Regions from separate parts of the Homo sapiens genome. Here region 2 is linked to region 1. The links are chromatin contacts, found by Hi-C or POLR2A ChIA-PET in ENCODE. All regions are on one chromosome and are shown on one strand. Each heading gives the region's core, a stretch centred on a gene start or an enhancer-like site at or near the end of the contact. The rest is flanking DNA. Distances are from core to core; before and after follow the strand shown. Region 1 overlaps NCOA3 (nuclear receptor coactivator 3). Region 2 has its middle 43 kb from the start of NCOA3.

Region 1 (6,257 bases), core at 1,694-4,193:
TCACCTTTAAGAAATTACCAGTTGTTTTAGTGTAATATCAAGAAATATCCATAATTATTTATAAAAGTTTATTAAAATAGTCCTTCCTTTTACAAGTACATGTCTTTGTGAGGCCAGATTTTCTTTATATCCTTAAATCAAGATAACATTGCACCGGATTGAATGCAGAAGTAAATAACTGTTTTCTATTAAGTCAGGTAATTATATGCAAATATATGTTTTTAATTATTTTATAATTCTCATTGTTTCAGAAGTTTTGTTTTTTGCAAAAATTGTTATTTATGTTAATATATGATGGGCTTTAAAAAGTGAATGAGGGCCAGGTATAGTGGCTCATGCCTGTAATCCCAGCACTTTAGGAGGCCAGGCAGGTATATCACCTGAGGTCAGGAGTTTGAGACTAGCCTGGCCAACATGGTGAAACCCTGTCTCTACTAAAAATACAAAAATTAGCCGGGCATGGTGGCGGGCACCTGTAATCCCAACTACTTGGGAGGCTGGGGCAGGAGAATCGCTCGAACTGGGGAGGTGGAGGTTGCAGTGAGTCAAGATTGCGGCATTGCACTCCAGCCCAGCCTGGGTGACAAGAGCAAAACTCCATCTCAAAAAACAAAACAAAACAAATAAACCAAAAAAGTGAATGAGTCCGGCTTGGTGGCTCATGCCTGTAATTCCAACACTTTGTGAGGCCGAGGTGGGAGAATTGCTTGAGCCTAGGAGTTGGAGACCAGCCTGGGAAACATAGCAAGACCTGGTCTGTACTAAAAATTAAAAAAATCAGCTGGGCATGGTGGCACATGCGTGTGGTTCCAGCTACTCGGGAGGCTGAGGTGGGAGGATCACTTCAGACCAGCAGATCGAGGCTACAGTGAGCCGTGATCACACCATTGCACTCCAGCCTGGGTGACAGAGCTGAGACCCTGTCTCCAAAAAAAAAAAAAAAAAAAAGGTGAATGTTTCTTAAGTTTTAATTTCTAATATGGTGAATACTGACATAACCCACATAGCAGAAGTTATTACAGGTTTCCAGTTTTTAAGAGGTAAAGGAATCCTGAGATCAAAAGGCTTGAAATCTAGTGAATTTGGTTGGAACTCTAGAAGCATTTGACTTAAACCTTTCACCTTGTTGTATTTGGTATCTTGTAGCACACCCAGTTCCTGCTACAGCTGCCTCTATTCTGTGCTGCTTAAATACGGAGGAGGTCTGAGCTAACCAATCTGAAGTTTGGCCAATTTCAGGGGCATTTAGTTGTTAACCTGAATCTACTTCTTTTATTAGTAAGAAACATATCTACTATAGAGATTTAGGACTTTGAACAGCTGTATAACATTATAGGATATGTCTGGTACTCAGTTGTTTCTGTTTCTGAATCACAAATCGGCCATTAATTTTAAATAAAGACGTTTTGTAGCATATAATACAATTTCTGATGATCTACTTACTAGTTTGTTAATTCCTCACACCGAGTCATCAGCTCCTTGAAGGCAAAAAAATTCCTGTTTTGATCAACAATTCATCTACCCCAAGCACTTAGCATAGGGGATACTATTTCCTTTTTCTATGTGGATGACACCCGATATGTTGAACAGTGACCACTCTTAAGATACTTGGTGAAGTAGGTTTTGGTTTTAACCAGTTTAGGTGTATGGATGATTTTACAGAAGTTCGTAATAAAATTTTCTTGCCTCAGATATTCTCTAATAATAATGAGGTGCCCCCAGCTTCATTTACTAGACATGGATAGGCAGGTTTTGTGAAGTACAGAAAAAAAGTTCTTTAAAGTTATGGATCATGTCACGAGGTCAGGAGTTTGAGACCATCCTGGCCAACATGGTGAAACCCCATCTCTACTAAAATACAAAAAAATTAGCTGGTTGTGGTGGTGCACACCTGTAGTCCCAGCTACTCAGGAGGCCGAGGCAGGGGAATTCCTTGAACTCGGGAGGCAGAGATTGTGGTGAGCCGAGATTGCACCACTGCACTCCAGCCCGGGTGACAGGGCGAGACTCCGTCTCAAAAAAAAAAAAAAAGTTATGGATCATGAAACTAACATTTGAATAGCAACAAAGAAAAAACCAAGCTATGTTGTATTTTATTTTTTATTTTTATTTTTTAATGTTGTATTTTAAATTGAATGATGTACTTCTCCTCCTCTTTGCAGTATTTTATATTTTTGCTTACTGCACATTTCTTCCCTGAAGCAATCTTGACCTAATGGTATAAATGTTTAGCTCCACATAAGACGGTAGCTATTTTTTGGAGAGGAATGGAGAGGGTCAAGGGTTTTATTGAGTTTTCAGTTCTGATACCTTTTAACCTTTTTACCAGTGCTACCCCACCCTCCAGAAAGCAAATAATGTTGAAAGCTTTTTTTATTTTTTAACTTTTTGATATATATTTTCTTATTCATTATTTGTATTGTTGTCATCAGATGAATAATGGCTTTAGAGATTTATTTGAAAAGACAAATTCTATTATCAGACACATAACTTCTAGGGATATGGAAACTATTATTATTGTTACTGTTTTGAGACGGGATCTTGCTCTGTCCCCCAGGCCAGAGTGCGGTGATCATGGTTCACTGCAGACTTGACCTCCTGGGCTCAAGTGATCCTCTTACCTGAGCTTCCTAAATAGCTGGGACCACAGGCACATGCTGCCATGCCCAGCTAATTTTTGTGTTTTTTGCAGAGACAGAATCTCACTATGTTGCCCAGGCTGGTCTCAAACTGCTGGGCTCAAGCAATCCTCTTGCCCCAGCCTCCCAAAGCGTTGGGATTACAGGTGTGAGCTACTGAAACTGGCCCGGAAACATTTTTAAAAAAGGATTCTTTTGAATTTAAAGTTATTTAATGATTACTGAAGAGTAATAAGCTGTGAGGTCAGGAAAAAAAGGACTGAGCCACAGACTAAGCAGCAGTACAGATGATGACCTATTCAGGAAGTCTTGTGAGTCAGACTTGCCGTGTCGTGTTGCTAGAGTTACAGATCTGCTCCAACCTCTTTGCTTTATAAGAAGGACATCTCTCTGTTCTACCTTCAATATCTTTTCTTTGAAAAATCAACCCAAAAGTCTTTTATTAGCTTTACATTTATTTCTACAGTCTTAATTTTTGTAACATCAGTGTTGCAGGTGAACAAACTCATTGTAGCCTCTATTTTTGATATTGCTGGACAGGGCTAACTTTAGTACTATAGTGGGAAGTTTGTTATTTTGTTTTTTACTCTACAGGCACTCTGGTTTAGGAATATTTATCTGTCTTGCATTTGACCATGGTTACCATTCCCCCTCTTCATTGTTTACTTAGTGTACCATGGTACACTTTATGTACCATCCTTGCTGCTCTCAGCTGTTTGGTTACCAGGTGGCTAATGTTGTCATCTCTTAAGCTTTAACATTTACTTCTCAATACTGTCTTTTCCTCTGTGAGGTAGATGGAAAGAATAGATTAGAAGAGAATGGGGCATATGCTGTGATCATCTCTCCTTTACATCTTTATTGCTTATTAATTTAATTTATATCAGATTTCATTTCTGCTCTGTGCACATACCCACTGTCCCTCCTCACCACTCTTCTTTATCCAGTTCTTTCTCACTTACCTTAGCATGGCTAAAACCCTTGGTTTTTATTTATCTCTTTCTTCCTCTGCTGTTTTTATTTTCATTATATGCCACAGGGACAAACTTAGGTATAAGTACTACTTTTGATGTAGAGATACTTATGTCTGTCAAAGGAAAATTAAACTACAAACCCCAGAGGTAAAAAATGGTACACAATACTGGGGTTTAAAAAATCTCCTCCTCGGCCGGGCTCATGCCTGTAATCCCAGGACTTTGGGAGGCTGGGGTAGGTTGGTCACCTGAGGTCAGGAGTTCGAGACCAGCCTGGCCAACATGGCGAAACCCCGACTCTACTAATAATACAGAAATGAGGTGGGTATGGTGGCAGCTGCCTGTAATCCCGGCTACTTGGGAGGCTGAGGCAGGAGAATCGCTTGAATCTGGGAGGCGGAAGTTTTAGTAAGCCGAGATTGCGCCACTGCACTCCAGCCTGGGTGACAGAGCGAGACTCCATCTCAAAAACAAAACAAAACAAAATAAAAAAGCCCCACTCCTTCTGCCCCTCCAGACCAGGGTCTCACTCCCTTCACCCAGGCTGGAGTGCAGTGGCGCGAACCTTAGCTCACTGTAACCTCTGCCTCCTGGGCTCAGGTGATACCCCCACCTCAGCCTCCCGAGTAGCTGCGACTACAGGTGTGCGTCACCACGCTTGGCTAAGTGTTTTGTATTTTTTGTAGAGACGGCGTTTTGCCACTTTGCCCAGGCTGGTCTTGAAGTCCCGGGTTCAAGCTGTCCTCTCATCTTGGCCTCCCAAAGTGTTGAGATTACAAGTGTGAGCCACCACACCCAGCCAAATTATTTCTTTTTACCTCTGTAAAAGGAGAACCTTCTCTGTATTTTAAGAAGATGTGGAGTTGGTCAAAAGTACAGCTGATGGGAAAGCAAAGGAGAACTGGAGTTTGAAAAGAGAAGAGGAATGGTGGTAGTTAAAAAAAAAATTTGTAAAAAATAGAGTTACATACAAGTTTACACAATGGTTTAGAGCTTACAAGGTAGGAAGCAGAGACAGAAATAGTGTAATATGTAAAATGTTATAGTAAAAATATGGAAAATGCTTAGGATAAAGAAGGGAAAACTTTTGTCTAATTGGGAGAGTCGGGGATGGTTTTACCAGAGGTGACAAATTAATCTTGAAGGGCAGGAATATTCTAGATGGAAAAGCGATGTGGGAAAGATTAAAAAAAAATTAGTGACTTAAGGTTAAAAATAAAGGAAATGTTTCAGTTACCTTTATTAAAAACTTTTAGTATAAAGATCATTTTGGGGTTGCTGGTGGTGATTGATGAGGAAGAAGTATGACTGGTAACAGGTTGTTTAAACTGAAGCCAAATTCAGGTTTATGAAGCTCAGACTTAAGTCTGTTCTTATATATGAGATAGATTCAGTGTATTAAATTGTAGAAGTCAATGTAACCTTTAAAACAAAAGAGTTACCCGGCTAGTTAGTATGCTGTCAGGAGAGGGTAACTTGATTTGGATATGGATGGAATTGGCTCCCTTAACTCCCTCTGTACAGTGTATTATCTGTGAACTTCAACTCTGTTGCTCATGTAGAGGTTGAGAAGTCTCTTGGCAGCAAGTTTCCAGTTGCAACTAACACCTGAGTTGGCTAATTGGTATGCCCAGTTCTAGCACTCTAGTCTCTGGGGAGTTTATGTTTAAATTCAACTTCATCAGGTTTAAACTGGAACATAAATGTGCAAGAAGGAAGAGAGAATGGAACCTTGCGCATAAAATAATTTACATTCAGATGCTTTTCTGTTCAATTTATATATTAAAAATAGGATGTTTTACTTTATTGTTTCTTGCTAGCCCTTCACTCAATATGCTGGCATTATAAAGCAAAGATAGTGGAGAAGAAATTACCAAGAACTGAAGTTGTACTGTTTTCTTGTATACATCTCCACCAAGGTAGTTTCTTGTAGATACCATGTGTATGTTTTGTTTCTAAAAACTGTAGGCTCCTAGCTTTGCTATTCATTGTGTTCAAACGATTCCTTCTTTTTTTTTTTTTTTAACACTTACCAAATTTAATTGTTTTTCTGTTTTCCTGTTCTGCTAGCCTGAGAGTTCTAGTAATTGGTAGTGACATTTATCCCTGTTTTCTGGGGCTAAAATGATTCTGGGCATGCAAAACGTTTGAGCTGAAATGGAATTAAATTGAAAAAAAAAAAAAGGATTGTGTTATACTTTATCCTACAAAACATAATAGCAAATTATCAGCCACAAAACAAAAGGATATAAAAAATTTCCCTCTCTGACAGAGGATGAGGAAGCAAAAGAAAAATAAATAAGTAGGCCAGGCGCGGCGGCTCACGCCTGTAATCCCAGCACTTTGGGAGGCTGAGGCCGGTGGATCATGAGGTCAGGAGTTCAAGACCAGCCTTTCCAAGATGGTGAAACCCCGTCTCTACTAAAAATATAAAAATTAGCTGGGCGTGGTGGTGGGTGCCTGTAATCCCAGCTACTCGGGAGGCTGAGGCAGGAGAATCGCTTGAACCTGGGAGGCGGAGGTTGCACTGAGATTGCGCTACTGCACTCTAGCCTGGGCGACAGAGCAAGACTCTGTCTTAAAAAAAAAAAAAAATTAAAAAAAATTTTCTTTTCTTTCCCCTCCTACTTATCTCCTCACAGCT
Region 2 (6,405 bases), core at 691-3,190, 150 kb before region 1:
GACAAACAAAGCTGAGTTTTAAATCCTGTTGCATTTATTAACTTTTGAGGGTCTAGCTATGAGTTTTCAGAAACAACAACCAACCACCAGCTCTTCTGATCTTGGTTTGAATCTCTATGATCTGAGATAAATTAGGTTCCCCCCAAAAAAACACACCCCCACCCCAAGTTGGACACTGAATGATGTATTGGGAATTTGTTTGATACAATAAATGTCCACTATTTATTTATTTATTTTTTGAGATGGGGTGTCTGTCACCCAGGCTGGAGGGCAGTGGTGTGATCTCAACTCACTGCAACCTCCACTTCCCAGTCTCAAGTGATCCTCCCACCTTAGCCTCCCGAGTAGCTGGGGCTACAGGCCTGTACCACCATGCCTGACTAATTTTTTGTAGAGGCGGGGTTTCACCATGTTGCTCAGGCTGTCTTCAACTCCTGGATTCAAGGGATCTCCCCCCAACCCCTGAGATGGCATCTTGTTCTGTCACCCAGGCTGGAGTGCAGTGGCACCATCTCAGCTCCCTGCAACCTCCGCCTCCCAGGTTCAAGTGACTTTCCTGCCTCAGCCTCCCAAGGAGCCGAGATAACAGGCATGCAGCATCATGCCTGGCTAATTTTTGTATTTTTATTAGAGACGAGCTTTCACCTTGTTAGCCAGGCTGGTCTTAAACTCCTGACCTCAAGTGATCTGCCTGCCTCGACCTGCCAAAGTGCTGGGATTACAGGCCTGGACTCAAGGGATCTGCCCATCTCAGCCTCCAAAAGTGCTGGGATTCCTGGCGTCAGCCGCTGGGCCTGGCCTATTATTTCTTATGAGTCTTTGGGTGGTTGCATGGCCCTTCTGTTGGTCTCACCTGGGTTTGCTCATGAAGCTGCACGTGGCTGAAGGCTCAGCCGGGACAGCCAGGTGGCTAAGTCTCTCTCATTCTGTGGGTTTTCTTTCAGAGTTTCTTCTGGTGTGGTGGTCTTGGGGCAGAGTTCCAAAAGAGTGAAAATGGAAGCTGCAAAGTTTTTCAAGGTATAAGCTCTAGACGTGTGCAGCGTCTCTTCTGCCCCACTATGTGGTTAATGTAGGTCCCAAGAAGCTCCACGTGGGTTTAAATCATGTTGGTCTTTTCAGGGCTGTATCCTCAGTATCTAGAATAGAGCCTGGTACATAGAATATTTATTGATGCAACTGAGATTATCATAGTGTATTTTTCTGTGAGCACAGCAGCTTATTCACAGCAGCAGTTTCCTAAATGGTGGCTATTTTATTATAGCTTTCCTAGGGGAGACACATAATGTAAATTTTCTGTTATTTCTTTTCTTTTTTTTTTTTTTGAGACAGAGTCTCGCTTAGTCCCCCAGGCTGGAGTGCAGTGGTGCGATCTCAGCTCACTGCAACCTCCGCCTCCCAGGTTCCAGTGATTCTCCTGCCTCAGCCTCCCGAGTAGCTGGGACTGCAGGCACCGGCCACCACACCCAGCTAATTTTTGTATTTTTAGTAAAGATGAGGGTTTCACTATGTTGACCAGGCTGGTCTCCAACTCCTGACCTCAAGTAATCCACCCGCCTCAGCCTCCGAAAATGCTGGGGTTACAGGTGTGAGCCACTGCGCCCGGCCTCAGTTATCTGCTATTTCTAGGAATACTTTAGGTTGGCACAGAATGAACACTGATCTTAACTGCTTTCCCCAACCTTCCCCCAATTCGCTGTTATCTGATACTCAGTAAACTGCCAGAGATGCATTACCAAAATAATATGGAGGTGGTCAAAATCATCATGAAGAATGTAGACATGGAATCTGTTTGCCTGCGTTCAAATCCCGGCCCCACCTCTTACTCGCTGTGAGACCTTGGATGAGTCATTTAAACGCTCTATGCTTTTGTTTCCTCATCTGTAAAATAGGCTTAATAATTGTACGTATTTCCTGAGATTGATAAAAATTAAATGGGTTAATATTTGTCAAGTGCTAACAAGAGAGGTTGGCATGCAGTCACTGTTATGTAAGAGTTAACTATCATTATAAGTAACGCACAGGCCCTGACTTTGAGTTTCCAATGAGTCACTTTCTTCAGATACCACAAAAACTTTTGGGAGATATTGTTCTCTGCCTCATCTGACAGTCTTCTGGGAATTAGGAAGCCATCAAGATGAACTCTGAGCAAGAGTGAAAGCAGTTCATGACTGGATAGCTTTAATTCACCTGCTTCTAATTTCATCCATGGTGTATAGATTGTTAACTGTGGTTTTCTATCAATAGATATGAATTAGAATGCCTTTTATGGAGAAGTCAGCTTTACAGACTTAAATAGAAAAATAAGGCTGGATGTGGCGGCTCAGGCCTGTAATCCCAGCATTTTGGGAGGCCGAGGTGGGTGGATCATTTGAGGTCAGGAGTTCCAGACCAGTCTGACCAACATAGTGAAACACATCTCTACTAAAAACACAAAAATTAGCCAGGTGTGGTGGCACGTGCCTGTAATCCCAGCTACTTGGGAGGCTGAGGCAGGAGAATTGTTTGAACCTGGGAGACAGAGGTGGCAGTGAGCCAAGATCATGCCACTGCACTCCAGCCTGGGTGACAGAGCAAGACTCTGTCTCAAAAAAAAAAAAAAAAAAAAAAAAAGAAAGAAAGAAAGAAAAAGGAAAAATTATAGCAGGAGCTTTCCTTTATTGATTATTATTATTTCATTATGAAAAAATCTAACATACAAAAGGAGAGAAAATAGTATCATCATCTCCCTTGTCCATTATCTGGTTTCTACAATTATCAGCTCAAGTGGGCACAGTGGCTCATATCTGCAATCCCACTGCTTTGGTAGGTTGAGGCAGGAGGATAATTTGAGCCCAGGGGTTAAAGACCAGCCTGGGCAACATGGCAAGACCCTGTCTCTACAAAAAATTTAAAAATTATCTGGGTGGGCCAGGCACGGTGGCTCACGCCTGTAATCACAGCACTTTAGGAGGTCGAGACAGCTGGATTACTTGAGCTCAGGAGTTTGAGACCAGCCTGGGCAACATAGTAAAACCCCATCTCTACCAAAGATACAAAAATTAGCCAGGTGTGGTCGCACACGTCTGTGGTCCTAGCTACTTGGGAGGCTGAGGCAGGAGGATCACTTGAGCCTGGGAGGCAGAGGTTGCAGTGAGCCAAGATTGCGCCACTGCACTCCAACCTGGGTGCACACCATCCAAAAAAAAAAAAAAATCAGCTGGGCATGGTGGCACACACCTGTAGTCTCAGCTACTCAGGAGGCTGAAGCAGGATGGGGATCACTTGAGCCCAGAAGTTGGAAGCTGCAATGAGCTATGATCCCACCACTGCATTCCAGCCTGGGCAACAAAGCAAGATCCCGTCTCTAAAAGAAAAATAAAAACATAAAAAAGATATTGACAATTAGCAATTTAGGGGCAATCCTGCTTCATCTTTCCCTCCACTCTTGTTCCTGCTGCTTGGATTACTTTGATGCAAATCTCAGCTATCACACCACTCTGTGGATACTTCCGTGTGTATCTCTAAAAAATAAAGACTCGACTTTGGTCATAATCACAATTCTAATATCATACATTTTAAAAGTTAACAATGGCCGGGCGCGGTGGCTCAAGCCTGTAATCCCAGTGCTTTGGGAGCCCAAGGTCGGCGTCAGGAGCTGGATGTGGTGGTGTGTGCCTGTAATCCCAGCTACTCAGGAGGCGGAGGCAGGAGAATTGCTTGACCCGGGAGGCAGAGGTTGCAGTGAGCTGAGATTGTGCCACTGCACTCCAGCCTGGGCTACAGAGCAAGACTCTGTCTCAAAAAAAAAAAAAAAAAATTAACAATAATTCCTAATGTCATCAAATATGCAGGTACTTGATATATTCAAATTTCCCAGCTGAGAGCATTTCTTTGCTGAACTCTTTGTACCCTGTAACATTGGGACTCACTCCCTGACGTCCAGCGATTGGATGCTGTGTCAGAGAACACAAGGAACAGTAGAGCCTGTGTTTACCTTTATTTATCAATGCAATTTTTCAACAATTTATGAGAACAGTTGCCAGAAAATTATGCGGCACATAGACAGTGTTATAGTTAATCTACTGGCTAAGGGATGCCCAGGTAGCTGGTAAAACATTTCCAGGAGGGTGTTTCCAGAAGGGATTAGCATTTGAAACAATAGACTGAGTAAAGAAGAACCTTGCTCGCCAGCATGCATGGACATCACCCAATCCTTGAGGGTCTGAATTGAAGAAAAAGGCAGAGGGAGGATGAATTCTCTCTCTGTTTCAGCTGAGACATCCACCTTCTCCTGCCATTGGACATCTCGGGCCTTCTGACTTGGACCAGGACAGATGCTGTTGGCTCCCTTGGTCCTCAGGCTTTCAGATTCGTACTGGAACCGCATCACCAGCTTTCTCGGGCCTCCAGCTTGCAGATGGCAGATAGTGGGACTTCTCCGCCTCCATAATCCTATGAATCAATCCCTGTAATAAATCTCTTCCTGTTCATAACTATCTATCTATTTATCTGTCTATCTATCTATCTATCTACCTACCTACCTACCTATTATCTGTCTACCTATCGCTGATTTTTTTTTTTGAGATGGAGTCTCACTCTATTGCTCAGGCTGGAGTGCAGTGGTGTGATCTTGCCTCACTGCAACCTCTGCCTTCTGGGTTCAAGCGATTCTCCTGCCTCAGCCTCCCAAGTAGCTGGGACTACAGGCATGTGCCACCACGCCCAGCTAATTTTTGTATTTTTAGTAGACATGAGGTTTCACCATGTTGCCCAGGCTGTTTTCGAATTCCTGACCTCAGGTGATCCGCCCATCTCAGCCTCCCAAAGTGGTGGGATTACGGGCATTACCTATCATCTATTTATCTCTTTATTATCTATCTATCTATCTATCTATCTATCTATCTATCATCTGGTATCTATCACCTATCTCATCTATGATCTATCAATCTATTATCTATCATCTATCTATTAATCTATTATCTATCAATCTATCACCTATCAATCTATTTCTATTATTTATCTATTATAAATCAATCTATTGCTCTATCTGCCTATCATCTATTTATCATCTATCTACCTATCATCTATTTATGTACCTATCTACCTATCATCTATTTATCATCTATTATCTATCACTTATCTATCATCTATCAATCTACACTTGATTTTAGCCAAAAGGCCAAGAGGCGATCTATCTATCATCTATCAATCTATTATCTATCATCTATTAATATAATTATCTATCTATCTATCTATCTATCTATCTATCTATCTATCTATCCTACTGGTTCTATTTCCCTGGAGAACCCTGACTAACACAGGCGGTAAGTAAGTTGTAGTGGTAACTGGGTTTGAGTCTGCCTCCTCCACTCCTCAACCACTTGAATCTCTCTATGCCCTGCCTTAGCCACCTATGAAATGGGAATAATTACAGCAAGGCCAACTCTTCTTCTTTTTTGGAGACGGAGTCTCACTCTTTCACCCAGCCTGGAGTGCAGTGGTGCGATTTCAGCTCACTGCAACCTCCGCCTCCTGGGTTCAAGTAATTCTCCTGCCTCAGCCTCCGGAGTAGCCGGCTAATTTTTTTGTATTTTTAGTAGAGACGGGGTTTCACCTTGTTGCCCAGGCTGATTTCAAACTCCTGAGCTCAGGCTAACCGCCTGTCTTGGCCAAGTCTTCTTAATGTCTGTTCAGCATCTCTTCTCCCTGTCTTCCTTTTGTCACTGGAACCCCCCCATAGGATGCCCTAACACACAGATTTTGGTATGAGTGTGTTCGGCCCCATCTAACTGAGGATGCATCGGAGAGGTCAGATGTGCACATTCACTGTGAAGGGACAGCCTTGAACGTGGACCCACACAGGGGTGATTACTGGTGATGAAAACTCCCTTGAGTTTTACTGAGTTGCATTGCCAGAAGTGACATGATTGTCTAAAGTAGTGAACAAGTTTTGGTAATGTTCCAAACAAAAGAAAGTACAGGCTTCCTTTAATTTATACAGAAGTGACCTTTGTGGAAAATTCAATAATATTGTCTTAAGTCTGTTTTTTGTTGCTTATAACAGAAATAACATAATACATAAAACTTGGTAATTTATAAATAAAAGGAATTATTACTTTTTTAATTTTTAATTTATGTGGGTACATAGTAGGTACATATATGAGGAATTATTTCTTACAATTATGGAGGCTAAGTCCCAGGCTCGAGGGGCTGCATCTGATGAGTGCCTTCTTGCTGTTGGGGACTCTTTGCAGAGACCCAAAGAAGCACAGGGCATCCCATGAAGAGGGGCCTGAGCAGCTACCTGAGGTCTCTCTTCTTCTTCTTCTAAAGCCACAAGTCCCACTCTATGACAACTCATTAATCCATTTACCCATTAACTCATTAATCTATTAATTCATGAATGGATGAATCCATTCATGAGAG

What was found. A loop is a pair of places that touch in the nucleus more often than their neighbours do. ChIA-PET counts read pairs that join two places held with the same protein, here RNA polymerase II (POLR2A). Pooled maps may share reads with other maps.
Region 2: a loop to region 1 is called in a pooled map, with 6 times the contacts of the local background. The contact joins two enhancer-like sites. A Hi-C loop is called at or near these places in 4 of 168 maps with a recorded cell type or tissue (MCF 10A, PC-3, PC-9 and 1 more), 1 of 37 single-sample maps with no recorded cell type and 15 of 50 pooled maps. POLR2A ChIA-PET finds 5 or more read pairs at or near these places in 11 of 52 experiments (BJ, GM12878, PC-9 and 8 more).

The regions. Positions count from the first base shown.
Region 1 is chr20:47,607,713-47,613,969 of GRCh38, forward strand. All of the region lies in intron 2 of NCOA3 (nuclear receptor coactivator 3), which reads left to right. Among named protein-coding and RNA genes, the nearest start is that of NCOA3, 110 kb to the left of the region's middle. Within about 2 kb of position 2,944, at least 11 of the 41 ENCODE cell types and tissues checked have a DNase peak (open chromatin) inside an H3K27ac peak, as active enhancers do; they include PC-3 and PC-9, where a contact is called at or near this core.
Region 2 is chr20:47,455,556-47,461,960 of GRCh38, forward strand. No RefSeq gene overlaps it. Among named protein-coding and RNA genes, the nearest start is that of NCOA3, 43 kb to the right of the region's middle. Within about 2 kb of position 1,941, at least 2 of the 41 ENCODE cell types and tissues checked have a DNase peak (open chromatin) inside an H3K27ac peak, as active enhancers do; they include PC-3 and PC-9, where a contact is called at or near this core.